Linked DNA regions of Homo sapiens: region 1 is linked to region 2. A link is a loop called in an ENCODE intact Hi-C map of the cell type or tissue named here. Cell type or tissue: IMR-90. All regions are shown on one strand. Each heading gives the region's core, and the rest is flanking DNA. Links, peaks and the distances in the headings are about the cores only.

The links. A loop is a pair of places that touch in the nucleus more often than their neighbours do. Peaks named below come from ENCODE experiments on the same cell type or tissue, not always from the same donor. Only the 100,000 strongest peaks of a DNase experiment are listed, where the experiment ranks them.
Region 1: a loop joins it to region 2, with 5 times the contacts of the local background. A loop is called at or near these places in 3 of 110 quality-filtered maps.

What each region holds. Positions count from the first base shown.
Region 1 is chr10:33,600,885-33,616,979 of GRCh38, reverse strand. It overlaps LINC02628 (long intergenic non-protein coding RNA 2628), which reads left to right and starts at 15,950. Exons shown (of 4, transcript NR_187516.1): 1 at 15,950-15,997. In IMR-90, for the core only: no CTCF peak of the experiment used is centred there; no DNase peak of the experiment used is centred there.
Region 2 is chr10:33,336,054-33,352,148 of GRCh38, reverse strand. No RefSeq gene overlaps it. Among named protein-coding and RNA genes, the nearest start is that of NRP1, 9.4 kb to the right of the region's middle. In IMR-90, for the core only: no CTCF peak of the experiment used is centred there; DNase peaks (open chromatin) are centred at 10,328 and 14,658; H3K4me3 peaks cover 1,054 bases; H3K27ac peaks cover 1,141 bases.

The DNA of each region.
Region 1 (16,095 bases), core at 5,385-13,384, 270 kb before region 2:
TCTTCCCAGGAAATAATCCACAGATTACAGTGCTGAATTACAATGTTACTTAAATTTATACAAACATAAAAACACCTATAGCTTCAAAAAAACTAAATGCATTCACAAATAACATGGAAACAAGCCTATAAAGCCAGTTACATTCAAATTAGTACCATTAATTTAAAGAGATGCCTGATTTTGTTTTGCAGAAACTCACCTATGCATTGGTAAGGGCCACTGCCACACGTGTTCTGGTCAGTCGGCCCTATCTTGGCTAACAGAGGAGCATGCGGTGGCTCAGTTCTTGCCTCACTTTTCTGTGTCAGAATCAAAGTGAATTTTTAGGTCTATAGCACAGTGAGCCATTGGTCTTTCAGAACGTCAGTGTCCATTTGTGTATAAGATCTGCCTTTGTTTTCTTGCACTAACCTGTGGCAGTTAATGTCATGATGCTTTGGGAGAGAGGGAGCTGGGGAAAGAGAGAACAGTAGTGGGAGAAGCTGTCGGTTGCACAGGCAAGGGGACCATGCCCAGATAGTAGCCCTGCCTTTGTGAATGAGCTCTAGGTTCCAGAGTCTGGGGGTTCTGTGCCATTGTAACCATCCAATGGGTTCTTCTTGGCCCCTGCCTAGATGAAGCTGGTTTATCAAGGGAGAGAATTGCAGTAAAGAGTTTTATACATGTAGAGCCGGCTAAACAGGAGATCAGAATTTTATTTGCACTCAAATCAGCCTCCCTGAAAATTCAGAGGTTAGGGTTTTTTCAAAGATAGTTTGGGGGAAGAGGAGGGGTGGCTAGGCAATGGGCACTTGCTGCTGATTGGTTGGGGTGCAGTCATAAGGGTGCAGGAAATGGTCCTCATATGTGCCGGATCACTTCTGCGTGGGGCCACAGGGGCAGTTGGTGGGTCCAGGTGAAGTCATCATTGTCAGACATGCAAAAAACCTAAAAAGACATCGCAAAAGGCCAAATTTGGGTTCTACAATAGTGATGTTATCTGCAGGAGAAATTGGGGGAAATTGCATATCTTTGAGGACTAAGCTCTGATGTTTTTATCTTGCCCAAATTCCTGTCTAAGGGATCTGGGGAGTCATGCCCTACAAAACATAAATCCTCATGAGATGGGTTTTACTTAACCCTATGTATCATGACTTATTTTCCAAATGGTCTCTGGCATAACATTACAAGGCAAGGAAGAAAATCAAACTATTTTTACCCCAAAACATGTTTATTTGCCATATCTTGAAATGGCCCTGCAAGCCATCCTTTCTGGGGGAAAATTTGCATTTGTACAGAATCTCTATTAACGTAGCTAGATCTTTTTCTTCCAGGCCCTCCCAATCCCAAAAAGATTACCTAAGAATCTAACACCTTTTATAGACCTGAATAGGAAACATTTGTCATCTATTGTCTCTAAGGGCAGCCACTATAAGACTTCAAAGGAACCTTGGTCTCCAGTCTTTTATCTTAACCTGATCATTTCCTTTCTATCAATCCCAGGTCTTTAGACAAACTCAACCAATTGTCAACCAGAAAATGTTTAAATTTACCTGTAGCGTGGAAGCATCCGCCCCCACAACATCAAGTAGTCCCGCCTTTCTGAAACAAACCAATGTATTCCTTAAAGGTATTTGATTGATGTCTCATGCTTCCCTAAAATGTACAAAACCAAGCTGCGCCTCAACCAACTTGGGCACACATTCTCAGGACCTCCTGAGGTCTGTGTCAGGGGCCATGGTCACTCATATATGGTTCAGAATAAATCTCTTAAAATATTGTACAGAGTTTGACTCTTTTCATCAACATTTTGTAACCTCTGGAATAATGGTTGGCAATTGTTTATGTGTACACCTTAACAGAATTTAGACTCCTTTCATCCTCCTAGCCTGGTGGCCTCTTACTAGCTTTACAAAGGCAGCTTAGTTTGGGGAAAGGGCTATTATCATTTAAACTATTAACTAAATGTCCCCCAAAGTTAGCCTGGCCCAGGCCCAGGAATGATTAAGGACAGTTTGAAGGCTAAAGGCAAGAAGGGGATTCATTAGATCAGATGTCTTTCACTGCCATAATTTTCTCACTGTTATAAGTTTTGCAAAGACAGTCTCACCATCTTCAGAAGGAGTTGTGTGGATAGAGAGTGTGGTGGCAGACATGCTTCCTCTTGGTCAGGTGAACGGTTACCAGCACACACCTAAAACCAGCCCATTATCTCGACAGAGGTTGGTCTATGCCCCGTGAGAGCAGGAGGTAGATGACAGTATCAGGAGCAGCTTCTCTTTACAGCAGAAGACACCAGGCTTCCCTTCTGAGAATTCCTGTTGTCTGTGACCTTCTTAAAAAGATGGCGCTCATTGGCCCATGCTTCATAGACCTGAGCCTTGAGAGATGGAGTAGTCCTCATCCTTCTGGAGGCCCAATGCCACTTCCAAATCTATACCAGTCCTTGCTCCTGCTCTTTGGAAGGTCATGCCCCATTTTGGCCAACATTCACTTGCTCTCTCTATTGCTGTCACTCACCCATACCCTGGTCAGGGTCTCTCATTCATACACTTGGAAATCAGCTTCATTGTCCTCATTGACACCTCTAATCCTGTTGACATTTTTTCTGATTTCTTTGAGTTGCAAGTTCAGCCTCTGGACTTTGCTGTTCTTTGACTGACTTCCCCAGCATCGATGGCTTTTCACTAGCTCTTCACTTCAGCCCTCTACTCAGGTGGCTGCTACGTTCACCTTGCCATCACTTAGAACTCTTCCACCTCTGAAAGCTTAACTTTCACATCTTACTCTCTGGCCACACATTTCCCCCTTTCATCTCATCACTGTTCTTTGACCTCATCCAAATATCTCTGACTGCTCTAATTTATTCCATCCTATCACTGTATCCTAACTTTACATCCTTACAGCCTAGACTTCATCATCTATTGCTTTATCGGCTCATTTGCCAAACTCCTCAGTTCCTTTGATCTGTTGTCCTTCTGTTACACGTGCCCCGTAAAAACCTAACTCCAGATCAGCTGTTTGATTTCTGTGTTTTCTTACATTGCAAGCATCTCTGACTGGTGAGACTGAGATTGGACTCAAAGTTGCTCTGTAATTATTTTGTATTTGTCTTTTTTATTCCCCACAGAGGTTAACTTCAAACATCATTTATTCTCAAATCTTCTAACCCTGCATGCTTTCTAATGTGTTTAGCAGGGAACTAAATTTCTATTTATAAATGAAGTCCATTCTATAGAAACCACCTCCATTGTAATCCCAGCACTTTGGGAGGCCGAGGCGGGCGGATCACCTGAGATCAGGAGTTCAAGACCAGCCTGACCAACATGATGAAACCCCGTCTCTACTAAAAAAATACAAAATAGCTGGGCATGGTGGCGCATGCCTATAATCCCAGCTACTCAGGAGGCTGAGGCAGGAGAATTGCTTGAACCTGGTAGGTGGAGGTTGCAGTGAGCTGAGAGCGCACCACTGCACTCCAGCCTGGGTGACAGAGAGAGACTTTGACTCAAAAAAAAAAAAAAAAGAAAGAAAGAAACCACCTTCATTGTCTGCTCCCTAAAACAGCTACACAGGCATTCATTCTTGCTTCCTGATTAAATAGAAGACAAGAATTTCGGGACTCACTCTGAATTCTTTCTTGCGTGAGGTCCAAGAACCCTCTCTTGGGGTCCGGACTGGGGCCTCTTTCCTGTAACATATTCACTGAAAGAGTTTTTCACTCACATTGTGTTCACTTAATCAATCACCTCCCACTCGCTCCTTAATCCATGGCCTGCTAGCTGCTGTACCCATCTTTGCACCTAACCACCTCTCTAACCTTGTCTACCTGTCACGAAATCCAATGCAAGCTTTCTTCTTTATCTTATATCCTCTCTGTAACAACTGACATTGTAGAGCACTCCCAGCTAGTCAACACTTAAACTTAGCTTCCGTTACACTGCACTCTGTTGGTTTTCTTCCTACCCCTTTGCCTGTTGTTTGTTGATCTAAACTTCATCTCTGTTTCTTTAACTTTAGAGGTTCTTGAGATTCTCTCTTGGGCACTCTTCTCTTCTTACTTTTTGCATCCTTACTGAGAAGTCTCAATAATTACCATGGCTTCAAATTGTTGAAGAGCTATAGAAACAACATGGATAAATTTGAATTCCAGACAGGGGATGCCATTCAGAGGTGAATAATCATCCCCTGTGGTTTCATCACTGGGAACATTTTCAGACTCTGGGCCTGAACTGAGGGTTATATTGAGTAACTAACTCAGAGGCATGCTACTAAAGGAAAGTGAAACTAACAAGGCTTTCAATGATTGTGAAAGGCTGAAATGACATGTCGGAGTCTTAAGGAGACCCAAAAGTGCGGCCTGTTTTTCTCATAGAATATTTATTGAACTTTGGGATGGCGTGTGTGTGGTGAATTAAAGATGGTCATAAATTCTTTCACATTTCTTCTATTGAGAGTTGGGATTTATGTCCCTCACCCTTGAATCTAGGCAGGCTCAGTGACTGCTTTGACAAATAAAATACTACAGAAGTGATGCTGAAACAAATTCTAAGCCTAGGCTTTAAAAGATTGGCATCTTCCATTTCCTGCCTCTTAGAACCCAAAAGTCATGCTGTGAGAATATCCAAACAGCTACATGGACCTGCCCATGTGGAGAGGAAACTTAGCCAATAACTTCAGCTAAGCTCCCAGCCAACAGCCAGTACCAACTTGCCAGACATGTGAGTAAGCCATCATAGAACTGGATTCTTACCACTCCAGCCAAAGCTCCACAGCAAAGAAGTGAAGCATCCACATCAAACCTTTCCCAAATTGCAGATTCGTGATCAAAATAAATGGCTATTATTGCTTTAAGCAACTGAGTTTCAGGGTGGTTTGTTAGACAGCACTAGATAACTGAAAAGCATAGAAGACTTTAAAAATGTCAAATTCTTCTCAAAGGCTCAGTAAAATCTTCCATAATCTTAGGAGGCTCAGGAAAAAGAGTTCTACCAGAGGGAGTTAGCCTGATTCAAACATCCAACTTGCCTCCACTTCAAGAAATTTCCTAGATTTCAGAGCTGGTGGGGAGAGTTGAAGAGGTGGGTTATTGCAGGGGGTAGCAAGAGGCAAAAGAGCTAAGTCCAAAACTTCTGAAGTACAGAATTGAATTCCCTGCAGTGTCCCAAGGATGAGAAGACAAAAATCCATCAGGCAATTGAGAAAAATGCCCAGAAGGGCCACTCACCCTATCCCCCAAAATAAGGGTTGTACAAAGGATGAAGTTTGTCATACCAAGACTCCTAACAAGTCTTGTTTTGGCTCAATCTATGAATCGGTTGAGGTGATTAGACAATTGCCTTACCTACCTAACAGGAAAGCAAGAGAAAATTGTTACTGGTGAAAAATATCATCTGGACATTTTATGACTTTTTTTTGGACACTGTCTAGCATATTATCAAAACTTACCAGACTACTGAATATGCAAGAATATGCAATCTATATTCAGGCAAAAATATAAAGCAATAGAAGCAGACCCACAGAAAATAAGACATGGGCATAGAGACAAGAGCTTCAAAGTCATTTTGGTTATTATGTTAAAGAGAACATAGGAAAGATGTGCAAAAATGGGTAAAAATAAAGTATTTCAACAGAGAACTGTAATCCATAAAAGAGAATCAGATGAATGGTCTAGAGATATTAAACACAGTGTTCAAAATTAACATATCATTTATGGCCTTAAAATCAGACCAGAAACATTTAAAGGCAAAATTAATGAACTCAAAGATAGATCAATAAGAAATAAAGTGAAGCACAGAGAAAAAGGAAAAAGAATGAAGAAAACAGATAAAGTATAAAATAAAATGAAAGACAGACAAAGATCTAACATGTCTGAATGGAATTCCAGGAGGAGATAGAGAACAGGTTCAAAAAATATTTGAAGTGATAATTGCTGAGATTGTCTAGGATGATTAAAGACACAAACCAACAGAGTCACAAAACTCAGTGGGCCCTTGATAGAATAAATACAAAGAAACCACCCCTGGGCACATCACACTAAAACTTCTAAATACAAAAAAAAAAAACAAAACCAACAAAAAAAACAAACAAAAAATCTTTAGAGATTAGCCTGAGAAAGAAGAAATATTATTTTCAAAGTAGGAGCTTAAAATAAGACTGATGGTTGACTTCAACAGAAACTGTAAAAGCCAGAAGACAATAGAATGGCACATTGAAAGTGCTGAAAGTAAACAAAACAAACAAACAAACCAAAAACACAGTTAAAATTCTATGAGAAAATGAGATAAAATAAAGATCAAAATTGAAGGCAAAAACAAAGGCATATTCAGACAATCAAAGGCTGAGAACCTTTTTCTCCAGACGACTAAAACTATAAGGAACATTTTCAAAAGATCTTTGAGCTGAAGGAAAATAATTTAAGATAGAAGCACAGAACTGGAAGAAGAATGAAAAACACTAGAAACTGTGAATATGGGAGTAAATAGCAAATAATATTGATGGTTTATAAGAAAATTAAGAATATCTTGTTGGTTAATGACAAGTAAAGTAAATGGAGATGAATTGTACAATTCTTGCATTATTTGAGACATAACACAAATATTAATTTTTAATAAGGTGGATTGTAATTAGTTAAGGCTGCAGATTATACAATAATATTACACTAAATAATTAAAAAGAAAGGGGAAAACTTTAAAAATATATTTGATTAACCTAAAAGAATGAACAAAAGAATGAATAAAAGAATTAAAACAGAGGGTACAAATTGTGGAGAAATACAATTGATTCATCCCCAGAAAATTCACACTTAAGCCATTAAATCAAACCCTTCGATTAAACCATTGAATACCTGTCAAATGAACTTGGTGGTCTACTCAGTTGTACCCACAGGGTGAAAACTGGTAGATGCTCATTTGAATTTACTGGGTGAGGACCAGGAAATATGAACTGCACTGACTTTAGCTGCACCTCAATAAGCTGCATGCACAGCACCCTACCCTGCCTAGTTGGATCTCCCAAGACTGCCTGAAATAGACCTCCTCTAGCATCTTTTAAAAATCCCACTCTGAGGGTCTTTTTCTAGAAATATTTGTCCCCCAGACTGTATGCTCTCTCTGTCTTTCCCTCAATCAGTCTTCAGAGACCTCTGTTGCTGCTGGACTCCATTCTTTTCTCAAGGAAACACCTTTGCTTTGCATAGACCTAAGTAAATAATAGACATTTAGATTACCATGACTGCTCTCTTTGGTATGGTATGTATTGACATTTAACACCTTAAAAGGGGGAGGGAGGAGCACACCCAGCATGCAGTCAGAGTGATATCACAACACAAACTCTTTTTAAAAAGGTAAACTGAAGTCCAACTATATCAGTAATTATATTAAAGATTGCCAAACAGAATAAGAAAAGCAACTATGTGCTCTTTGTAACACAACACTTTACAGACAGTCCCTCTACTTCCACTGGTTTGCTTTACGACTTTTTGACTTCAGGATGGTGCAAAAGTGAGGTACATTTGGTAGAAACCTTACTTCAATTTAGAATTTCAATTTTTTTCTGGGCTAGCAGTAGGTGATAAGATGCTCTCTTGCGATGCTGGGCAGGTAGCAAGCCACAGCTCCCAGTTAGCCGTGCAATCACAAAGGGTAAATAATGAATACTTTACAGTGTACTGTGTTTCCAGGATTTTTTTTTGATATTGTGTTTTATATTTTTGCATCCCTTTGTTACAAGAAAGAGGTCCCGATCCAGACTGCAAGAGAGGGTTCTTGGATCTCATGGAAGAAAGAATTCAGAGCGAGTCTATAGAGTAAAGTGAAAGCAAGTTTATTAAGAAAGTAAAGGAATAAAAGAATGGCTACTCCATAGACAGAGCAGTGCTGAGGGCTGCTGGTTGCCCATTTTTATGGTTATTTCTTGATAACAGGCTATACAAGGCTTGGATTTTTTTATGCCTCCCCTTTTTAGACCATAACTTCCTGATATTGCCATGTGATTTGTAAACACTTGTGGCACTGGTGGAAGTGTAGCAGTGAGCCTGACCAGAGGTCACTCTCGTGGCCATCTTGGTTTTGATGGGTTTTAGCCAGCTTCTTTACTGCAAACTGTTTTATCAGCAAGGTCTTTATGACCTGTATCTTGTGCTGACCTCCTGTCTTATCCTGTGACTTACAATGCCTTAACTGTCTGGAATTGCAGTCCAGTAGGTCTCAGCCTTATTTTACCCAGCTCCTATTTAAGATGGAGTTGCTCTGGTTCACATACCTCTGACACCTTCATGTCTACAAAATGCCCATCTGTGTATAGTATTCACCACAGTAGGCTGTGTGTTACACAATTTTGCCCCATTTTACATTTACCTACTCTAGACCAAAGTAAGTGTTTGGAGCCCATCTAAGATAGGCTAAGTTAAACTATGATGTTTGTTAGGTTAGATGTACTCATTGCATTTTCAACATGGAATATTTTCAACCTATGATGAATTTATTGAGAGGTAACCCCATTGTAAGTTGAAGGGCATGTATAAATATAAAGACATAGAAAGGTTAAAAGTAAAAAAAGATGGGTAAAAAATATACTGTACTGATATCAACCAAAAGAACCTATACCTATATTCATATCAGAACCTTGTACCTATACTCATATCGATAAGGCATAAGACAAGATATTTTATTTGAGGTACTGATTAAAAGATAATTCAAGAGGAAAATAGAACAATTCTTTTCTCCCCAAAAACAAAATTCCAAAACATATAAAGCTAATAGTGATAGAATTATTTTTTAAGTAGACCAATTCTCAATCATGGTGTTGAAGATTTTAACACTCTATTTTTTTTTCTGTAACTGATCAAACAAGCAGAGATCATATGCTTGGCCACAAAGAAAGCTCTTTGAAATATCTCAGAATTGATATCATACAGATTATATGTCTTAGACCTCAGAAAAAATGAATTAAAAATAAATAAGAGATATGGTAAAGATCATCAAATGTTTAGAAAATAAGTAAAACATTTCTAAATAACTCATGGGCAATGAAGAAATCATGATGGAAATTAGAGAGTATTTTGAACTGAATGCTAATGAGCTAATAAAACATGAAAACTTGCAGGATGCAGCTAAAGAGGTGCTCAGAGAAGATTTTTGAGTTCTAAATTCACTTGTTGGAAATAAAGAAAGCTTAAAAATCTAAACTTCTATACCAACAAGCTAGAAAAAGACTCGTGTATTATACCCAAAGAAAATAGATATGAGTAGAAGCCTTAAAAATAGTTCTTTGAAAACATTAATAAAATAACAAATTGCTAGTAAGGCCAATTTAGAAGATGGCTGGAAAACCCCACAAATTAGTAATATTAAGACAGAAAAGAGGGACAAAAATACATTTTCTAGAGACATTAGGAATAATATAGGGATATTATGAATAATTTTATGACAAAGCTTTAAAAAATTAGGTAGAACACACTATTCCTAAGAAAATGCATCAAAAGTGACAGAAGAAGAAATGTAAAAAAACAGAATAGTCTCATATCGAGTCTGTAATTAAAAACCTTCACACAAAGAAAACTCCAGGTCAGGTTGTTTCACTGATAAAATTTTACAAATATTTAGAAAAGAAGCCATACCAAATTTAAACAAACATATCCAGAGAATAGAAAAAAAAAACCGAATACTGCTGATATGGTTTAGAGCTGTGTCTCTATCCAAACCTCATGTAGAATTGTAATCCCCACATGTCAGGGGAGGGAACTGTTGGGAGGTGATTGGATCATGGAGGTAGATTTCCCGCAAGCTATTCTCACGGTAGCGAGCAAGTTTTCACAAGATCTCATGGTTTAAAAGTGTAGCACTTCCCTTGGTCTCCCTCTCTCTCCTTCTCTACCATGGTAAGATGTGCTTGCTTCCCCTTCCCCTTCCACCGTGATTATAAGTTTCCTCAGGCCTCCTAGCCATGCTTCCTGTTAAGCCTGCAGAATTGTGAGTCAAGTAAACCTCTTTTCTTCATAAATTACTCAGTCTAAGGTACTTCTTTATGACAGTATGAAAACAGACTAATACAACTACCAAACATTTATATTAGGTCAGCATAGCCTCGATATTAAAACCTAACAAGACGCAAAAAACAAAGAGAGAATGAGAGAAGGAAAGAAGGAAGGAAGGAAGGAAGGAAGGAAGAAGGGAGGGAGGAAGGGAGGTAGGGAGGGAGGGAGGGAGATTATAGGCCAATATCCCTCATGACCATAGATGCAAAAATCTTAAACAAAAACATAGTAAATAGAATAAATCAATATACAATATATATTTTAGAATTTTAGTCAATTTGCTATTAGAAATCAAACAACATTGTTTACTACATTAATGGTAAGGATGTCTACTATCATCATTTCAATTCAACATTGCACTAGATATTCTAGTGAGTCCGGAGGGCAGAAAAATAGACACAAAATTTAAAGATTATAAAGAAAGAAGTAAATTATCTTTTATAAAGATGACATGTTTTGTGCATGTAAAAAATCCAAAAGGATCCTTATTCCACTTAAAGACTGAATTTATTATATCCCTGGATATAATGTCAATATGTAAAAATCTGTTTTATTGCTATATATTAACAATGAACCATTTGAAATGGAAAGTAAATGATAGCACTTAAAATAGCACTAACAAACCCCATCAAATAACCAGAAATAAATTCTCCCAAAAAAGATACAAAGCGTCTACACTTTTTAGTTTTTACTACAAAACATTGCTGAGAGACGTTAAAGACCTAAATAGAGAGGTTTACCATCTTTACAAATTGGAAGACTCAGTGTTTTAAAGATGTTATTTCTTCCCAGTTTGATCTAAAGATTCAATGATATCCAAATCAAAGCCCTAGGAAGCTTTTTAATTTTAGTAATTGGCAAGATATTCTAAACTTTATCTGGAAATGCAAAGCACTTAGAATAGCCATGAGAGTCTTGAAGAAAAACAAAGTTGGAGGATTTACACCAGCAAGTTTATGAATTACTACAAAGCTATAGTAATTAAGATATAGTATGATCCAGGGGTGGTGGCTCATCCCTATAATCCCAACATTCTCGGAAATTGAGGTGGGAGGGTTGCTTGAGCCCAGGAATTTGAGACCAGCCTGGGCAACATTGTGAGAACTCGTCTCCACAAAAAATATAAAAAAATTAATTGAATGTGGTGGCACATGCCTGTTGTCCTAGCTAACTCAGGAGGCTGAGGTGGGAGGATTGCTTGAGCCCAGGAGTTTGAGGCTGCCGTGAGCCATGACCATGCCACTGCATTCCAGTCTGGGTGATACAGTGAGACCCTGTCTAAACAAACAAACAAAAAAACACACATGGTATGGACCAAAGGTATATAAATACATCAGTGGAAGGAGGCCCAGAAACATACCACTTTTTATATGGTCACCTGATTAATTTAACACTGCTACAATTCTCTAAATGGAAGAATGGTCTTTTCCAGTAAGCAGTGATAGGTCCATTGGATAGCTGTCCAGGAGAAAAAAATGAAATCTGACCTCTACCCATAACATACACCAAAACAAATTAGAGGTGGATTTATAGACTTATATATAAATGATTAAATAATGAATCTTCTGGAAGAAAACATGAGAGAATATCTTCTTTTTAGAAAAATCACCTTATTGAAATATGATTGACAGGTTGAAAGTTATACTTGTTTAATGTATACGACTTGACAAGTTTGGAGATAAGTATACACTCCTGAAACCATAACCACCATAAAGTTCATAAATATATTCATCAATCCATTAACTCCTGAAGTTCCTGCCCACTCCCTTTATTATTATTTTATGTGTGTGTGTGTGTGTATGTGTGTGGTATGAACACTTAACGTAACATCTACCCTTTCAGTAAAATGTAAGTACAAAATACAGTATTGTTAGTTACAGGCACTATACTGCATAGTAGATCTGTAGAACTTATTTATCCTGTATAACATTGTACCCTTTGGCCATAACCTCCCGATTTCTCCTTCCCCACCCTCCTGGTAGCCAGCATTCGCTCTCTGCTTCTAAAAGTTTGACTATTTTAGATTCCACATATAAATGAATAAATGAGATCATACAGAATTTGTCTTTCTGTGTCTGGCTTATTTCACTTAGCAAATTGTTCCCTAGGTCCATCAATGTTGTTAAAAATGACAAGATTTCCTTCTTTTCAAAGGTTAAATAGTGTGCCATGCATATATACATCATACTTTCTTTATTCATTTGCATGTTAGTGGACATCTAGGTTGTTTCCAAATCTTTGCTGTTATGAATAACGCTGCAGTGAACATGGTGGTGCAGCTATGACTTCAAGATACTGATTTCAATTCTTTTAGATAAATATCTAGAAGTGGGATTGCTGGATCACATGGTGGTTCTACTTTCAATTTTTTTAGGAACCTTTATGGTATTCCTTAATGAGTGTAACAATTTACATTCCCACCAACAGTGTACCAAGGTTCCTTTTCCCCATATTCTCCCAAACACTTGTTATATTTTGCTTTTTCAATAATTAGGACCCTAACAGGTATGAGGTGATAGCTCATTGTGATTTTGATTTATGTATAATAATTCGTGATGTTGAGCACTTTTTCAGTTACCTGTGGGCCATTTGTATGTCTTTTCTTGAGAAATATCTATTCCACTCTTTGCCCATTTTAAAAATATGATGATGATGATGATGATTATTGCTATTGACTAGCAGGAGTTCCCTGTATACTTTGGATTTTTTTTTTTTTTTTTTTTTTTTTTTTTTTTTTTGAGACAGAGCCTCACTCTGTCACCCAGGCTAGTGGCACCGTCTTGGTTAACTGTAACCTCCACCTCCCGGGTTCAAGCAATTCTCCTAGCTCAGCCTCCCAAGTAGCTGGGATTACAGGCACACAACACCACGCCCAGCTAATTTTTGTATTTTTAGTACAGACAGGGTTTCATCATGTTCACCAGGCTGGTCTCAAACTCCTGACCTCAGGTGATCCGCCCTCCTCGGCCTCCCAAAGTGCTGGAATTACAGGCATGAGCCACCCCACCCAGCCTATACTTCGGATATTAACCCCTTATTAGATGTGAGGTTTGCAAACATTTTCTCCCATTCTATAGGCTTCCGTTTAACTTTGTTGCTTGTTCCCTTTGGTATGCAGAAGCTTTTTAGTATCACTTGATCTGCTTCTGGAATTAGTTAATATATTAATTATTAGGATTGAAATCCTGTTACTTTTTACAGATCATGCTTATGCCTTTTAATTTCATTAATCAGAGAATATTTTTCAGATATTACCTTAGAAGTGAGGGTGTGTGTGTCCTGTTAAATTCGGTATAATTTAATTCCTTTGTGTAAGCAGTCTTTCTTTTTTAAAATAGTAGTATAAGCATATTATGTCTTTATTTTAAGCAGTCTTTCTTGGTTTTATTAGTACTAAAAGTATATTATGTATTTATTGTAAAGTCTTTTTTAACCAGATCATTCATATAATTTGGTTGAAAAAATATATTTTACAGTACTCTTGGAAATTAACAGAGCTGTTGGATGTTGGAATGCTTGTTTGAGAAAGCAAGCTTTATGTTTACCCCTGTTGGGGCTCAGAAACTGATACCCCAAAATATGGCACTTTGACATGATGAACTGAAGAAGCTTCAAGGTCTCTCGGACCTTCCTCCTTCTCCTGCCTCTCATTTCTTTGTCTCTCTCAAAGCAAAGGATGAAGTTGTTCTGTGAAGTTCCCTTATCTGCCAGAAGTTTGGACCCATTCAAGAAAAAAACAATCACCTCTGCTCCCTTTCTTAAGTTTTCATGAACTGAACTCATATGGCAGAAAGAAAGACTGAAGTCTGTCAACACACCTGGAGAGACTTTTCTCACAAACCATTATGTCTGCTCTGTGGGCCCAACAGACTTTTTTTCTAGGCCATTATACGTTCTTCAAGCCCATTGAATTCCCCTAAAAATCGTTTACTACTCCTACACACTTCCCTATCTCCCCGTCCTCTAAGAAGGGTATAGAACCATCTGTACTTCATTGCACTTTGTGATTTCCCTCTCTTTGCACATAGATAAATTTGTATGCTTTTTCTTTTATTAATCCGCCCTTTTCAGTTCATTTTCAGTGAACCTTCAGAGGGCAAAGGGAAAGTTTTCCCTTGGCCCCTACAGTCGGTTGTGTGTTTCTAGAAATTCCATTTCTTCTAGGTTATTCAGTTTGTTGTCATATAATCGTTCGTGGTCGTCTTTTATGATCCTTTGCATTTTGTGATATCAGGTGTAATGCCTCCTTTTTCATTTACAATTTTATTTATTTGAGTCTTCTCTATCTCTTTAAGTTAGTTTAGCTAAGAGAGCCAATTCCATGTATCTTTTCAAAAAACCAACTGTTAACTTTATTGATCTTTTCTATTGTTTTTCTAGTCCCCATTTTATTTATTTATGCTCTGATCTTTATTATTTCCTTCCTCCTGTTAACTTCGGACTTAGTTTATTGTTCTTTTTCTACTTCCTTGTAAAGATTTTTATTTGCCACATTTCTTTTCTCTTAATGGAGGCATTTATAGCTATAAGCTTCCCTCTTAGAACTGTTTTTACTGTATCCCATAAATCTTGGTATGCTGTATTTCCATTTTTGTTTACCTCAAGGTATTTTCATATTTCCCTTTTGATTTTTTCTTTGACTAATTAATTAGTTGTTCAAGAGTGTGTTGTTTCTTTTCCACATATTTGTGAATTTTTCAATCTTCATTCTGTTATTGATTTCTACTTTCATACTATTGTGGTTGGAAAGGATACTTGATATGACTTCAATCTTCTTCGATTTGTTAAGACTCATTTTGTGGCCTAACATATGTTCTATTTTGGAGTATATTCTGTGTGCTGTTTAGAAGAATGCGCGCTCTGCTGTTGTTGGATAGAATGTTCTATATATGTCTTTCAGATCCATTTGGTCTAATGCGTTGTTCAAGTCCACTGTTTCCTTATTGATTTTCTTTCTGAATGATCTAGTCATTGTTGAAAGTGTGGTATTAAAGTCCCCAACTATTACCGTGTTGCTGTCTATTTCTCTCTTCAGTTCTGTTAATATTTGTTTTATATATTTAGATGCTCTGAAGTTGGGTACATATGTATTTACAATTCATCATTGTATCCTCTTGATGAACTGGCCCTTTGATCATTATATGATGACTTTATCTCTTTTACAGTTTTTCACTTAAAGTCTAGTTTGCCTGATATATGCATGGCCACCTCTGCTCTCTTTTGGTTACAATTTGCATAGAATGTATTTTTCTATTCCTTTAGCTTTCAGCCTATGTGTATTCTTAAAGCTAAAGTGAATCTTCTGTAGTCAGTATATTGCTGAATTTTGTTTCTTAAATCTCTTCAGTCTTTCTATGTTTTATGATTGGATAATTTAATCTATTTATATTTAAAGTAATTATCAATAGGTAAGGCCTTATCACTGTCATTTTGTTGATTGTTTTCTGCTTGTTTTGTAGTTTGTTCCATTGTTTCTCTGTAGTTCTCCTTTATGATTTAATTTTTTGTTTGTTTGTTTGTTTGTTTGCTACTTTGAGACGGAATCTCACTTTGTCACCAGGCTGGAGTGCGGTGGTGTAATCTCAGTTCACTGCAACCTCTGCCTTCCCGGTTCAAGCGATTCTCCTGCCTCAGCCTCCTGAGTAGCTGGGATTACAGGCTGTTAGAAATGCTTGTTCCCTGGTGCCATAAAGAAATAGGACTTGAACATAAATTTAATTTCCTCAGCAAGGCCATTTGTCTTTCTGCAGAAAGTGTACACTCGCCAGCGGTTTTGCCATGACGAGTACACCAAACAAAGGAGACAGGGTCATTTATAACCTGACACGTCCACCCTACTGCTGTGTCCGATTTCCATTGGCTGGAATGGGACCTCACATTCTGTATTTGTCCCGATTGGCTAGCAACTTAGAATTTTTAAAAAGAGACAAAGGCAGAGGAGAACAAAGGAAGGAGCAAGTAACTTGTGGAATGCTGAGAAAGGTAAAAACACCTTCAAACAATGAGGAAGAACAGGCTGTGACCTAATGCTTTCTTGAACCAGTATAAGCCTGTCAGGGCAAATATTTAGGCTAAATAGT
Region 2 (16,095 bases), core at 7,251-15,250:
TGTTTAGAATGGTGTCTTAGGCTAGATTCTTTTATTAAAAAAAAAAAGCAAAACAACAACAAACTTTCTCTGTTCTTAAGTTTTAGCATTGTTTCCAAGGAATTAATGAAAGGTACTATACTTAAATTTTTTTAAAAAAATTTACCAATATGAATATTTTTTCCTTTAAGAGAATTTTTTCTAGCCTGAGATTCCTGAACCACCAGAGAGCCATAGAGTTTGCAATGGTGGTCCACTTAGAATTTAATTTTTCCAAAAGCTTAAGAGAACCATGTATTTGATTATGATAAGGCTAAGTAAGCTAATTAATATTGCAAGTATATCCCTGACAAAGTGCATTCCAGGTGGGAGAAAGAGAGTGAGCAAAGGTAGAAAGGTAGAAATCTGCAGATATCCAGAGAGTTCAGTCCAACTGGACAGAGCATCAAGGTAGAAGCAATGGGATTGAAGAACAGAAACGAATATCAAGGCTCTTAAGTGCCAGGCTGAAAAATTGGAATGTAGTTAGTTGGTTTGCAAAAACAATGCTCTTGAAGGGTTTTTGAATGAGAAAATGGCATTATCATATTTATACAGCTTTTTTCCATAGAAGTCAAACCACTTCATGTACTTCGGTGTCATTAAATATGTCTATGGCTTTAGGGTAACATCAAGTAAATTTGAGTCCTCATTCTAGTTTTCATTGACTTCCAAGACCTGGAATTTATAAATTAGACTCTGCCTGTGCCTCAAACTATCTGAACTTAATTTTACTCATATATAAGTGGGGATAATAATACTAATCTTATAAAGTCCCTGCAAAGATCAAATGAGAGAATTTATAAACCACATTGAGTAGGATATGGCACCAAATGGATGTTCATTAGAAATCAGTTCTCCTCCCAGACCCTCCATGTCTTCTAATAATTAGGATGATAACATCAGAAAGAAAATACACCCCCATGTGAACCTTTTCATTATTTCTTTTTTTAAAATTATTTCTTTATTCAGCTGAACAAATTTTATATGGCCACTTGCTAGGCCCTAGGATACAAAGATGAATAAGATAAAGCTCTTCTTCTAGAGTGTTCTACAGTCCCATAAAGGAAGCAGAAGCTACATCAATAACCAAAATGCCAACTGAGAAGGAGAATTAACAAAATGCTGGGGAGCAGAGAGAGGATAGGGGACAAATCCTGGCCAGGGGATCTAGGAAGTCTTCACAGAAGAGAAGATATTTCAGCTGGGCTTTGAAAAATGAGGAGGTTGGTGTGTAAGCAACTTAGAAGGATAAATGTGAGAGTTCCTAAAGCAAGAGTGTGGCCAGGGTAGGCTGGAACAGTAAGACTCCAGGAGGAATATCAGACCAGGTTATTAAGGAATATATTTATCCCACTATGAGTGGAACAAAAGCATGATACTGTACACACGTGTACACATGTGCATGCATGCACACACATGCACACCCATGCACACTATCCCAGCAAAGAATTAAACTGAATATCTGCCAAAGAAATTAATATGAAACACTAGGACTTCACCAATATCCATGGATTTGAGAAAGAACAACACACAGGACAGAATGACGGTAACATAGTCTTGGGTCAATTCAAGCATTTCACACAATTGGAAGCTAAAGTCCAGAACAAACTCAAGCTTCTGAAAAACACAATCAGTAAAATAGACTTAAGGCCTCCATTGTCTAACTCAGGTGGCCTCCTGAAACCTGAAAAATTTTCCTGAAACATTTTTGCAAGCTTGGGATGCAGTGTTAGTAGTATACTATTTAGAACATAATAATTGGCCCACTTTTTTTTACTATTCATACCATATTTGTAGTAAGGGTGGCATTAAAAACCAACAAGGAGGACCTAGTCAGTTATAAATCATATTCTGTGACCGTAGTGGAATAGTTCTATCATTAATCACACAGATGAAGAGGTTTTACCTTTAAAAAAAAAAGCGGGTAGCTGGAGCAGGGAAAACAGAACATTAAAAGTTGAGTCAAATATTTGTATGACAGTTGTACAAATACCATTTAATGTGATGTGGACTTACCCTCTATCAGGGGCTATTCTGAAAATTCAACACCTAACTCTCCCAACCCTATGAGGAAGATACTAGTATTTTTCCCCACTTTATGATACGAAATTGAAAGGCAAAAACATTAAGTAACTTGCCTGAGGCCACACTATTAATGATTGGTAAAGCCAAAATTTCTATCCAGGCTGACAATTTCTACGGTCATTTAACTTCTATAGACCTGTCATGCATTAAAGCCTTTAGAATTTAGAAGTGGATAGAATTTATTTGCAATTAAAATTTCCCAGTGATGAACTGATAGGATCAAATGGCAGGATGTCAAGAGTGCATATTTACAACAGTCAGAAAGTTAGGTCTTCAAGACCTGTTCCAAATTCAGAAGTTTTGATGGTGGTTTTTGTGTACATATAGGTATCTATTCTTTCCAAATGAAGTGCAAGATTCTTGGGGGTATGAATAATGTCTAATAGTTTTCCATATTCTTTTTTCCATACTGTTCCATGTACACAGTAAGCAAAAATACTTGTTGGCTGATTTTGAAATCCTTTCCACTGGCTAGCCTTTTAGAAGAGGGTTGATTATCCCTCTTCTGTGATACTGAGCATGAAGGCAACAGAACAGATTTGTGACTTCTAAAGCTCCCTTCCAGGGCTGTGATTTGGTAGGGGACAAAAATAGACAGGAAAAAGCACCAACATCCTTATGTCCTTCTGTGGCACAGTTGGAGAGTGCTATGCCAGAGTTTCTGATTTTAAAGGTTGTTTGAGAAAAAAAAAAAAGATAAAATGAAGTTCTGAGCAATTCTCAAAATCACTTATTGATCATGTCACCCAGCTCTTCTAAATTCCAACCTGCATATATAAGAAATATCAAATTGGTGTTGGGAAAAAGAGCTAGGTTTTCTGACGGTCTCAAGGATATATCAGCAATAACAGCAAGCAGTCTAAATAGTTCCAGACTTACGACATTCAAAGACAAGAGGACCAATCATCAAGATTTTACAAAACAATTGTCAGCAATAGAAACACATCAGAAAAATTACACTAGAATTGTGGCTAATATTTGTAAATATTTCTCTAGATTGTTACAAAGATTTTGAAATGATCATTTTGCCTCTAGACAGTGGCAATTTGATATTATAAATAGCACAATATAATAGTTTTGAAGCAAAAACTACAGGGGTCACTTTGCAATTGACCTTATACTTGGATGCATTATTGTTCTATTTTTTAAGGCTAAATGAAAGTGCAAAAATTATTATTGAGTCACGAAAGGAAAAGTGTAGGATATTGATAATAACCTTCCAAATCTACTCTTGACAATTTAAAAATAGCACATTGTACATAGCCATTTTCACCTAATAGCTAAAACATTAAAACATGATTTGAGAAACAACAGATGCATGCACTTGTTGCAATTATTTTGTAAAATCTTTAAGATTGGTCCTCTTGCCTTATCTTTGAATGTTGTAGTCTGCAAATATTTAGACAGCTTGCTGTTATCTCTAACGTATCCTTGAGGCCAACGGGAAGGCTAGCTCTTTATACCAAAACCACTTTGATATTTCTTTCTTTTTTTCGAGACGGAGTCTTGCTCTATTGCCAGGCTGGAGTGCAGTGGCGCGATCTTGGCTTACTGTAATCTCCGCCTCCCGGGTTCAAGCAATTCCCCTGCCTCAGCCTCCCAAGTAGCTGGGACTACATGTGTGCACCACCACGCTTGGCTAATTTTTTGTATTTTCAGTAAAGATGGGGTTTCACCATATCAGCCAGGATGGTCTCAATCTCCTGACCTTGTGATCCGCCCACCTCGGCAATTTGATATTTCTTATGCATCCAGATTGGAATTTAGGAGAACTGGTGACAAGATCAATAAGGTGCAAGCACATGGAGACTTTGAAAGCATCAAATAATGATACTCTAGTAGTGAAATATGGTTGGTTTTCAAGTCATAATTTTACCTTCATTAATAAGATGAGCTCCAACTCCCAAATAAGCTGTGTACAAATAAGAAGCAATTGCTGTCCACCTTTACCCCTCAACGCCATCCTGGTCCCATGAAGGACACCCAACTCTCTATGAGCCTCTTCTTCAAATTGATGTGCTCAGCTCTTATGGCACCTCCTGACAGGAGCCTCATGCATGGTCAGGACCTGAATCCATTCACCACTTTCAATTCCTGCTACTTAGAATATGGCCCCTCATAATCCCGTGAGAGCAGCCCAGCTGCCAAAGCCTGGCTTTTTCTAGCCTGCTTCTATCACTACCCTCTTGATTTACCTTTCTTGCCCCTCTTAAAAATAACCAGGGCCAGTGTCACAAGAGACCTCACAACTCAGAGCTGCCAATGATGAAAGTTCAGCTATGTGGGAGTTTAAAATGGCTTGGTGGACTGTCTTGTGGCCCATCTTTTATGACATTTTTCCTGTGGGGAACCAGGCAGAATTCTAACTAATTTAAAAACTGGTATCTACAGCAGAATTCATTCCTAGGCTAGGGACCACATATAATAATAATCACCCCAAATAAGCAGCAGGAGCTGAAATTACATAACTGAAAATATTCCACCAGAGAAAGAAGAGGAGCTAAATTATTGGGGATGTATATTTAATACAGTTGCAGCTGTAGAAGGAGAAAGTCTACTGGCCAAAAAAATAAAAAAGACCTTTAAGTGAAACTGCTGACTAATAATCCTGTCATGGGAACCTCTATAAAATGCTTACATTGAAGTCTAACAGATCGCAGAATTCTCCAGTGCTTTAGGGAATCGAGTTGTTGAAAGCATCCTATCTTTTGTATTTAGAAGGTCCTCTCTCTGTTTTAGGCTAAAAAGTGTGTCAACACAACATGTTGACAATAAGCCAAAAAAAGAAAAGAAAAGTAAGCAAACAGATTAAAAAAATCACTCTCATAGTTCTTCTTTTAAAGGAATAGCACTAGAAAACAAAACAAAAAATATCAAGGCCAGAGCACAGGACTAATCTAGCTGGATCTGAAAGGGACATATTAAAGGTCACCATTGTGTAGGGCACACGAACTCAACACCAAGAGGATTTGGGAGGCATTCGGCTTTGACTTAATACTGTAAAAGTGTTTGTGCTTAATTATGGGAGTCCTTGGGGGCCCTTCCTTGCCCCCTTCCCATGTGGGGTGTCGTCAGTAATGGAAATCACCTGGTTGTGAGATTAACAAAGACAACACTCGAGATGCCAACCAGGCGCCACCGTTGTTCTAACAAATGACAACCGAGCCTCTATTTCAGGGCAGCAGGATGTCACTCTGGGGGATTTTTCCATCAGCCAAAGTGCACCTACCTGGACCTTTGTAGATGCGACCTTCAATTAAGGCAACGATTTCCTCATTACCCATTTTCCACAGGCTTATTTTACAGAGATGCTCCCAGGGAGCACGAAATGGGAAAACTCAGAAGGAATAAGAAAAGGGATTTTAAAACCAGGATAGTCATTATAGCCTCAGGGGGAAAGGAAGAATGTTTGGGAGCCTTTATGAAACTTTATTTTATTTATATTGTTTTTCAAGTACATCTTTTACTAAGGGATGTGATTGTCAAAACGGCAACAAATATACACTTTGTTTGATGGATGAAGAAGTTCCTCTCCAACTTCCCCCTCCTGCTTTGGGCCAGCGTGGAGCTGAAGAATATTTTTATGTTAGCAACAAAACCTACCTCCTGGACTTCATAATATTGAGCATGTTTGCTGGAGCCACAGCTTAATCAGTATGAGCCTATCCAATACCTCTATGAAAAACCAAAAACTGCCCAGAAACCTTCTCTATCAAAAGCATGGTACACTGTAGGTAGAGCTTCCAACCTCACAAGCAAGTCAGCAATTAAGCTCAGAATTGATCTGAAAAAGACTCTGAAAAATAATATACCGCTGGTCCAGAAGCTAGAGACGACATAAAAGAAAATCCACAGCAAAAATGTGGCATCATTTGTCTTCCACTTGACCTAGCACCAGTGGTGCTCCGCTCCTGCTCCTAGAACTGGGGGAATGATGGAGCAGGAACCCAGGCTAGGCGTATCTGTTCCCATTTGCAAGAGTATCCAGAGAGGCAGAAAATTTCCAGTAGCAAAATAGCACGAAATCGGAGAAACATAAAAAGGAACAGCCACATTTTGACTCATATTTTCTTGATAAGCCTTTTTCCTTAAATTTTTAATTTAGCTAACTCTCAAAGATCTTCCATGAAGTAAACACTCTTGTTCTCAGCTGAACAGGAATATTGACTTGCCTTGTGTTTTAGAGCAATCAGGCAGAGAAGAGTTTTGGTGAGGGGTGTCTGTGTTTGCGTTGTGCTGTTTCCTTGCTTTGTTTTCTTTGTGGTTTGATCATCCCCTGCCACTCCTCTGATAGAACTTCATTTTATTATCATATTTCTTATTGCAAGCTGACAATATGTACAGGTAGACATAGGACATGGTATCCATGTCCACTTCAGAGATTCATGGCCCATGTTAGGAACACAAACAATTCAGAAAGAAAATATACCAAGAGCGTTTCAAATATCAGCTGTGCAAAGGAGTCAATGTCAGCATAGGAGTCAATGTCAGCATAAGTCACGTCATGTGCCATCCTAGTACAGCACTCCACACTTTCAAGGCCTCCAGTAGTATTGGGTAATGACAAGCCTGCACTAATGTTTTATCAAAGCTGCTGAAAAAAACAGTAGAATGATTCAATTTGGCAACTGATAAGGTCCTGATACATCACTTAATTCAATACTTGTCTCTTACAGATGGAAACACTGGAAACCGAGCTGCATGAAGCATGTAGTGAGTTCTATAGTTTTATGTTGCTCTGGCATCGGTCCTGAATCTAGGCTTGACTTTCTCATACGGGGAGCAGGGCTTAGTCATCTTTGACATAGTCTTCTGCTCTCTGCTTCCTCCCAGTAACTCAAGGTGGTTGACAACCACTTGCTGGTGACCACCTCCCTAAGGGAGAGCTGGATACAACCTACTTGACTGGCCCCACTGACTGCCCCAACAACTCCCCCACCAACATAGAACACACAGATATGCTGCAGTGACCCCCTCTCAGTTGCAGTCTCCACAGAGCTCACCCACCGATTAGAACTTCCCATGGGAAGCCTACTTGGGTAATGCCCTAGACCCTAGTAAGGGCTTTGGCCCACAGGTCCCCCCTACAACTCTCTCTCTTGCTCCCCACTCCCTGGTTGCATGTGTGTGTCTCAGACAGTTCCCCACTTCCAGCTGGCCCTATGAGTCCTGCTCCCTTCCTCTCTGGGACCTGTGAGTAATACACATCCTCTGCTGTTTCATGTGCTTTGTTGAGTTGCCTCCTTTGTGTCTCCCCTGCCTGACATACCTGAACCCAACCTCCTTCTGGGGTCTCCTAGAGAGGAAACCGATCCAGGCTTTCCTAGAGAGTAGCTATCTTGGTAGGAATAAACTGAACACAGATCAAACAAGAGCCACAAGGGTGTCTGCTCGTAGAAACGGATCCCTGTGAGAGAAACACCTGCTCACAGGTGGTCACTTAGACATTAGGCCTTCCCCCAGGATGAAGAAGTATCCCAAGAAAGTCACACTGTAGACAACCTTGCCCACTTCCTCCACAGCCCCTTCAGGGCAGGGGTTGAGTTTGTAGACGCTCTCCGGAGAGAGACCTTGGGAACAAATTAGTGGAAAATATGACAAAGTGCTGTGTTCAGAATTTCTCTGAGAGTTGTGGAGAGCGGAGACTGGACTCCCAGTGCAGTGCTCTGAAATTAAGCTGTGCTTTTTGCTTTCATAGGTGAGACTCTCCCTGACAGTGCTCCCATCCCCATTTAAGTGTGTATTTAAAAATTTTTTTTAAAGGTAACATTTTGTAAAAGAATAAACTGGCACCACAGACGTGTGTGGGCCTGTTCCAGATACATCTCAATATAGTCAAGTAATTCTTTTGTTCCAAGACTCTTAACATACCTCGAAAAAAACACACCACACAAGATATGCTCTGCAGAAGAACAGTCTGTTCCAAGCTTTTCCATTTATGATGCTATTGCTGTTATACTGCACACTTTTCACACCTGTAGTCCACCAGTCGTAGCCCCTTAAAAATGTTGCATTTGTTGAGGAAAACTTCATATTTTAAAGGTGCTTCTCAAGCACTGTCTTCATGGCAATCTCCCCAGAGTAAATATAATCTCATTTCCTTTACAAAGGCAGCTTTAAATGTCTGAACACAGCAGTACACTCCAACTCCAAGTATGCATAGGTTCCTTACATCCTTATGAAGATATTTTGGAAGGTTCCTTGCCTCCAAAAACCTTCCTCACCTGGCTAACAGTGGTGCCTGCAATCTCACCATTCTATGAGTTAAGTATTGTGTTCTGCCACTGCTCTATTTCTTTGGAAGTCCTTGTGAGAGGACAGGGAAGAGCGAATTAAATTAGGGACATACACCCAAAAGGAGATGGAGTTAAAAATGAACTCCTCTTGGCCGTATACAGCGGTTCATGCCTGTAATCCTAGCACTCTGGGAGGCTGAGGCAGGCGGGTCACTTGAGGTCAGGAGTTCGAAACCAGCCTGGCCAACATGGTGAGACCCCCATCTCTACTAAAAATACAAAAATTAGCTGGGCATGGTGGTGGGAACCTGTAATCCCAGCTACTCGGGAGGCTGAGGCATGAGAATCACTTGAACTCGGGAGGTGGAGGTTGCAGTGACTTGAGATTGCACCACTCCACTCCAGCTTGGGGACAGACTGAGACTCTGTCTCAAAAAACAAACAAAAGCTCTTCCTGCTTTATAATTTTACTGACAGCTGGCCCTGCATACAGTACTGGCCTCAGATTTTGAAGTAAAATCTATAGATTCATGCTGTCTGCCACAGCTGGATATTCAAATAAAAAACTGAAAGCAAAGCAAAATAAAACAAACACGACACTAACACCAACCAAAACAAAAACTAAGAACATGTACAGCTGACCCTTGAACAACACAGGTTAGAACTCTGCAAGTTCACTTCTTTACAGATTTTCTTCTGCCTCTGCCACTCCTGAGACAGCAAGACCAACCCCTCCTCTTCCTCCTCCTTCCTCAATCTACTCCTTATGCAGATGATGAGGATGAAGACCTTTACGATAATCCACTTCCACTTCACGAATAGTAGACGTACTTTCTCCTCCTTCTGATTTTCTTAATAACATTTTCTTTTCTCTAGCTTACTTCATTGTAAGAACACAGCATATAATACATGTACACGATATGGGTTAGTTGACTATGTTATTGGGAAGGCTTCTGACCAACAGTGAGCTATTACTAGCTAAGTTTTAGGGGAGTCAAAAATTATATGTGAATTTTCAACTGTGCAGGGGAGGGGTCGGGACCCCTAGCCCCCATATTGTTCAAGAGTCAACTGTACTATCACTTGAAAACAACTAACTATAACCAAGAGAATGGGCTGCCGAGTGGTGGGCACCTGTTTCCGCTGACTGCCTGGCGTCCTTTTCCCTTTATTTGTATCACAGAATCCAGAGACTCCCTTTTCCTCTTGGAGATGGCCTGTCTGCATTCTGTCTACCATGTGTTCTCATGCCCACAGCCAGGGTGGGCTTAAGAGTAACCCGTCTCCCTTGACAACTAACTGGCCCAGGGATGGGTACATCATCCAACTGGAGTGAATCAGAATTTTATTAATGATAATTACATACTCTGAGGGAGAAAGCACCCTCTGCCTGAACACTTTCTCAGTGATCATGACCTTGAAGGGCCCCTTAACTACGGAGCTGTCATTACTATCTTTGACACTGCCTGGGGAGTTCTTGCTTGAGAAAGAAGCCAGCTCAGATGAAAACACAGAAGACACCCTGCTGATTGGCATCCACTGAACCGTTGGTTCCAGCTATGCCTGAAGCCAAGTTCACTCCAAAGTTTCCCTGTTATGACCACTAATCTCCTTTTTCATTAAGCTCATCTAGGTTGTGTTTCTTGATATGCAACTGAAAAACCAGGATCACCACTCACTCATGTACCCGGGACCTGAAGAGATGCTTCCTCTTTTACGTGACATGCAAGTTGTTGTCTTTTATCTACATAATAAAAGATATGCACTTGACATAATCAGAACTAGTGTCAAATATGTAGATGTCAGAGTTGATCTATCTAAGACAGATAACTGTTTTGAAACCCAAAGAACACATTTTCAAACCAAGGTCCAGAGAATTTTAAAAATCAATGAGACAGAAGTTTGCTTTGGCAGACAACTTTAAATTTGAATGTTTGAGTACATTTGAATGTGAGTCAAATCTGAGTATGTTTAGCTACATCCAGTCCACGCCCCAACATCCCAACATAATTACTAACTCTGTGAAATCACAAAGGGGTTTAAAAATTCAGAAAAAGAACTACAGTAAAGAAACATGCCAGGCTAGATACAATAGCACAGTATGAATTTAAAGAAGCCATTTGACCTTATAAAACACAAACTAATTTTCAAAAGGATACACTAATTGTGTATGATTTAGCCTTATTTTATTATAAAGTTTTACTTTCACTTTCTTTAAGATACAGACTCAATTTCAAAACATCCATTTCCCATGTTTTATTCTGTCACTGAATTGCTGCAGAGTTTTGCCAAATTTGAACTCTCAATGTGCCTCATTTCGGCTACCTGTGGCTTGTTAGGGAGAGAAGCAAGAGAATGGCAATACCCAAGTTCCACTTTGAACTTTGTGAATGCAAATTATACTAATTAGAGAGTCTCAATGTGTGCTTGCTTTATTGCTTTACATTTTGAGTACAAACTGATATGTTTTGTTGTATCACCTGTCACTTTATAATTTTGCTGTTTCAACTTTTACATTTCTATTTTTTCCAGTTTCTTCAACTAAAACTTACAAGGGAAACATCAAAAAGAGAAAGTGCAGGAGTATCTTTTAGCAAATATTTTCCCTTGCTGTCTACATTGCTATTTATCGTCCCTGCTGGGGTGTTTATAGCATTCGAGCAGGAGGAAAATGTGCCTGCCAAAAGGTAACCTGTTGTACTAACAGGCTGAAGACTTCTTAAAATATAAAAGTTCCAGAAAGGCCTGTTCTGTTCTGCATGACTTCCTCATGTCATATAAGCTTTAGTGTGGATTAAAGCAAGTCCATCAAGGCTGTGCATTCTGTAGCTGAAAATCAACCAAAAAGGTATTAATGTATCACCCCTTACATAGAAGTTAAGATTCTTTGGCAGTCTGATGCTTTAACAAAATAAATTGAAGGAAAAAGGCTTTTTTTGAAAACAACGCCCTCTGATAACCTACCCAATACATTTGACTGAAATATCAAGGCAGGAAATTGTATAACAATTCAAAAAACATCACATATATATCTGAAAAATGTGTGCAATATTGATGTTGAGTCTAGACTTCGCAAAACTAAAGAAACATCTTGGTTGTATTTCACTTGAATTATCCAAATAAGCCAGTCTGTGGAGGTCTGGTACAGGACATAAATGATAACTTTAAATTCTTCTTTGGCTATCTCTAGGAGGATAAAGCACAAAGGGCAGGGAGGAAGTGAAGACATTATTACAAAGAATTATTTGGTTGGGGGGAAACTTTTCCTACCCATCAATAGACACATTCCTTAATGTGCTGTAAATAATGGTTGGAAAATTTTCTTTTTAAAAAAGAACATTTATAGAACACCTACTTTGAGTCACTAAAGCTGAAAGAATACCATTCATATTATATTACTACTTCCTTGTGAGTTAAGCAGATTTTTTTGAGTTTCATGAAAAACTAGCCAATTTTTCTAGGAGAATGCCTTCCATAGAAAATGTGCTCCCAGCTCAAATTTTTAACTTACGAAATTATCAAAACAATAACATGATAACAACAGCTTCTCTGGTCAGCTTAGTCGTCCCCGTCAATTTTTTTCTGCTCTCCAGGCACTTTCGGCTCCTCTCCTCCACTGTCATTCTTACTCAAAGGTACGACTTACTTCACAGAGAAAACCAGAGTAGAGAGAAATTGCCCCCCACACCCACCCACTGAAATGACAAACCTTCTTGTAATCACACCCATCAGCTCCTCTTTCCCCACTGCTATAACAGAGGAGCTGTCCCTCTTCCAACTTACGGTAAATCTGTCCATCTGGGCTGTAGATTGTATCCCTTCCTGCCTTCCCAGGCAATCAACACCCGGATTATCTTTTCAGTAGTTTAATCTCAACATATCCCCCAATACTGGATTCTATCCATTGGCATTCAAGAATGTTCACAAGTACCCTATCTTAAAAGCAAACATAAAATAAAATAAAAAGTCAACCTCCCTCCACATCTCCTCCTTCCAGAGCTATCGTCTGTCTCCTCCCCTTTAGTAGAAACTTCCAGAGAGAATTTTATCTTTATGTGTTCTCTCTCTTTCTTTACCTTCTATTGACTCTTCAGCCCATTGCAATCTGACCTCTAGTCCTGTTCCTCCATCGCTCCACTGAATGACTCTTGGAAGAGTCAATTCTCAGTAACCATGATACCACTAAGTCCAATTGCATTCCAGTCCTCATCCGAGTGGAACTCTTGATGGTGTTCCACTCTTGTCCAGAGCTTCCTTTTAGAAATTCCCCCTCTCCTTGACTTTTATGACAATAGGCTCTCCTGGTTTTCCACCTACCACCCAGCTGCTCATTCTCAAGGTATTTTGTTAGCTCACTGTGACAATCCAGGCTTTAAAGGGTCCTTAACTTCCTATCCTGGGTCTCCTGAAATTTCCTCAGCAATTTTATCCATTCCTTCCACTTTGATTGCCATCATCTACATGTCAGTGACTCACAAACTTAAAATCTCCAATCCAAACATCTCCTCTGAATTCCTAACTCATTTGATTGCCTCAAAGACACCAGAAACTGTACCTAACCCCAATCAAATTCATGATCTTCCTTCCAAATTAGCCTTTTGCTAGTGTCCCTTTGCTTACATGAAGGCAATCGCACCCATCAGTGATGAGGGCCTGAATCTTTGGTAACACCCTCTCCTTCATTGGCTTATCCACCACCATCTGTCCAGTTGGACTTTCTCAATACATCTGGAAAGCATCCTTTTCCAATCTCCACCGCCAGATCCTTGTTGAAGTTCTCCTTTAGATTCTACTATGGTTACTTCAAAACTGGTCTCTTCATTTCTTCCCTTGCTCCGCCCATAACCCATTCTACAGGCAACTGCCAGAGTCATCTAATAAAAATGCAAAATGAAATTACATCCTTTGAGAATAAATTCAACAATTCTTAACTGTTGTGGCCATTGTTTGATATTTTTAAAAATTATTTTTTATTGATTTAAAATTTTAGCTATTTACATAAAACTATGATTAAATATTAAGAGGCAGCCAGTTTTCTATTCTGGTTGTTCAAATTATATTTTAAAGATTGCCCTATTTAAAACAGTCCTTTCAAATTTTGAATATGTTCTCTCTAATGATGTCTCTATTGATTTGAAGAGTGTTTCTGTTGGTTATAATTATTTTAATTTTCCCAATTTAAAAGTAATCCAATGAAGGCAAAATCATTTAATATTATTATCTCAGAAAAATAATACAGTTTTCAAATATGGCTGTAACCTCTACTCTAGCAAATGTTTTGAATCTAGTGTGATTCAAAATTTAGCATTATCTTTCTTCATCTTGTTGGTTAGTAAATATACTGTATCACAAAAACTTCACATTGTAACTTTGTGTTAACGTTTTAGTTGGTAGTCGTTTCTCCAATATTTGAGGAATTTTCAAGGTAACTTTTAAAAGGCTAAAAAGGTAGAATCAGAAAGTGAAGATTCATTTGTTTATTTCCTTCCTTCTCTGTCAGTACAAATCAAGGAGATGGCCAAAAATGAGGCCCAGATGACACCTCTTGCATGACACAGTCACTTGACAGAATAACCACTAATAGGCTTATTTTAAACATTAGTTAATTAAAATTCCAACTTTTAATGTTTTTCCAGTTTCACTTCATCTATTCATACATCTCAAAACTAGGTTAGCTCCTACTAAAAATATGGAGCTTGTATTGCTTTTCTGAAATTTATGGGTTTGATGTTTTCAAAAAACTTGACTAGATATGATGCAGTTTGAACTACCAACCCGAATCTCCATATTGCATGAATCTGAAGTACTTTGAGGGAGTTAGTGGCTCAAATGGCCTTCTGGGAGCAATCGATTTCATCTATTTCTGACAAAGGGATGAGAGCTTGATGAAAGGAATCGAGCAGTTACCATCCAGTCTACTCTTACTGATGGGCCACGGTTCCAATCCGACTCAGGGAGCCCCAGCTGAAGGCCTTATTTCTGCAGCACCTCCTAAGTGGGAGTCCAGGAAACTGGGCTTTGCCCACTCACAGCCTCTGCAGGGCGTTCTGGGGGTGCGGTAGAGGACTCTTCCCTTCCCTGGAACTGGGTCCTACCAAGTCCAGGGATTTGTTCTATCAGGAAGAATAATGTGTTCAAGAGACCAAAATAAAATCAACCCGGGAACACTGCCAAATTCTTCCTCTGCCTATCACTTATTCTCGTATAGAGCCGGCCTGTCTCCACGCTGGGGAATTGCAAAAATCTAAAACTGACCCCTCTCACCACTTAGTGGAATCCAACAGCAAAGGAAAAAGGTTGTTAGCAAGGACAATTTGCTCTGTACCAACCCACTGGCCGGCAATTCTCAATCAGTGCGGTAGGGCTCCATTACCCAGCACTGTGAGTGGAAACTAAGGAGTCTAGAAAAACCTTAGATCAGCTAAGAGCAGAGAAATCAGAGGCAGAACTTAAATATGACATTTCCTTCTGAGTCCATAGTGCATCCCTTATTCACTGGTTGGAGAAAGCTGGCAAAAGCGCTCAGCTGGAGGCAGGCGTTTTCTGTGCGTTGAGGCGCCGGAGGAGCCATTCCCTTCGGGAAAGACAAGGTCGGGGTGGGGGCAGTCGCTCCGGAGTGCACGATCCGGTGGCTTTATTTGCTGGCCTGGCGGGTCTAGGCTGGAAAATGCACACTCAGCAGGGAAAGGGGAAGAGAGATTGGCGGCAGTTTTCTAAAAACAACACAGCTCAAGTCTCCCTCGTGTGCCCCCTCGCTCACCCCGCCGAGGCTCAGAGCTATCCAAACGGGCGCTCCGGAGCGAGCGCGGAGGTCGGGTCCCCCCAGGACGCAGGCGGGCCTCCGAGACTCCAGGCCGCCCCGGCCGCCGCTCCCTCCCGGTTCCCCTTCCCTGTCAACCTGCCAGGTCCTGAGAGGCGCCTCTCCCTCCGAGCCTGGACCGAGGTCGCTCCGGGTCACCCTAAATCTGATGATGCCGCTCGCCCGGCGCAGCCGGGGGCTGGGACTGGCGGGGCTGCACCTGGGGAGGCGGCGACCGCGCGCGGGTAGTAGCCGAGAGCCCAGGCTGCCTCTGCGGCGCTCACTCCCCCGGGGTCTGCGCTGGGCGCGGTCGGCGCCCCCGCCTCGCCTCCCGCCTGCCCGCCTGCCCGGGCGCAGGGCTGCCCATGGCTTCGACAGTGCTCCTTCCGCTCAACTTAGGCATTTAACTCCCAGCCCTTCGGTGCCCACTTCCCACCCCGCGCCTCCCAGGGGTCCGACAGCTGAGAAGAAGGAGGAAACTGGCAGAGGAAAGAGGCGCTCGGGGGGGCCGAGTTTCCAACTTGGCGACTGGGAATCCCGAGGCGCGTGGGGAGGAGAAGACAGGCTTGACCCGGGGCAAGAGAGTGGCGAGTGCGGGCTCCGTGGGTGCACCTCCCACTGGCCCGGGAACGGCCTGCACCCCGAGGGGCGCACGTCACTGCTCCCAGCCCGAGTCGCGAGCGCGCAGTCCTGGCCTGGGGCCCGCGCGCCTTGGGCTTTCTCCCTGCCCGCCCCTTTTTCTTCCGCCAAAACCTTTGACCAGAGTCTCCTTGCCAGCATTCCTACCTCCCTTTGGCCAGCTATTTGTGCCAGGTAGGAATCAGGCTGTACTTTGGCTGTGTGTGTAGACGCCAATCCCCAGGAGGCGTGTGACCTTTTCACCTTACCCACAAACTCCCTGGGAGGTGCCCCGTGGGCACTGACCCTTCTCCGGGGCCTGATCGGTGACCGCAA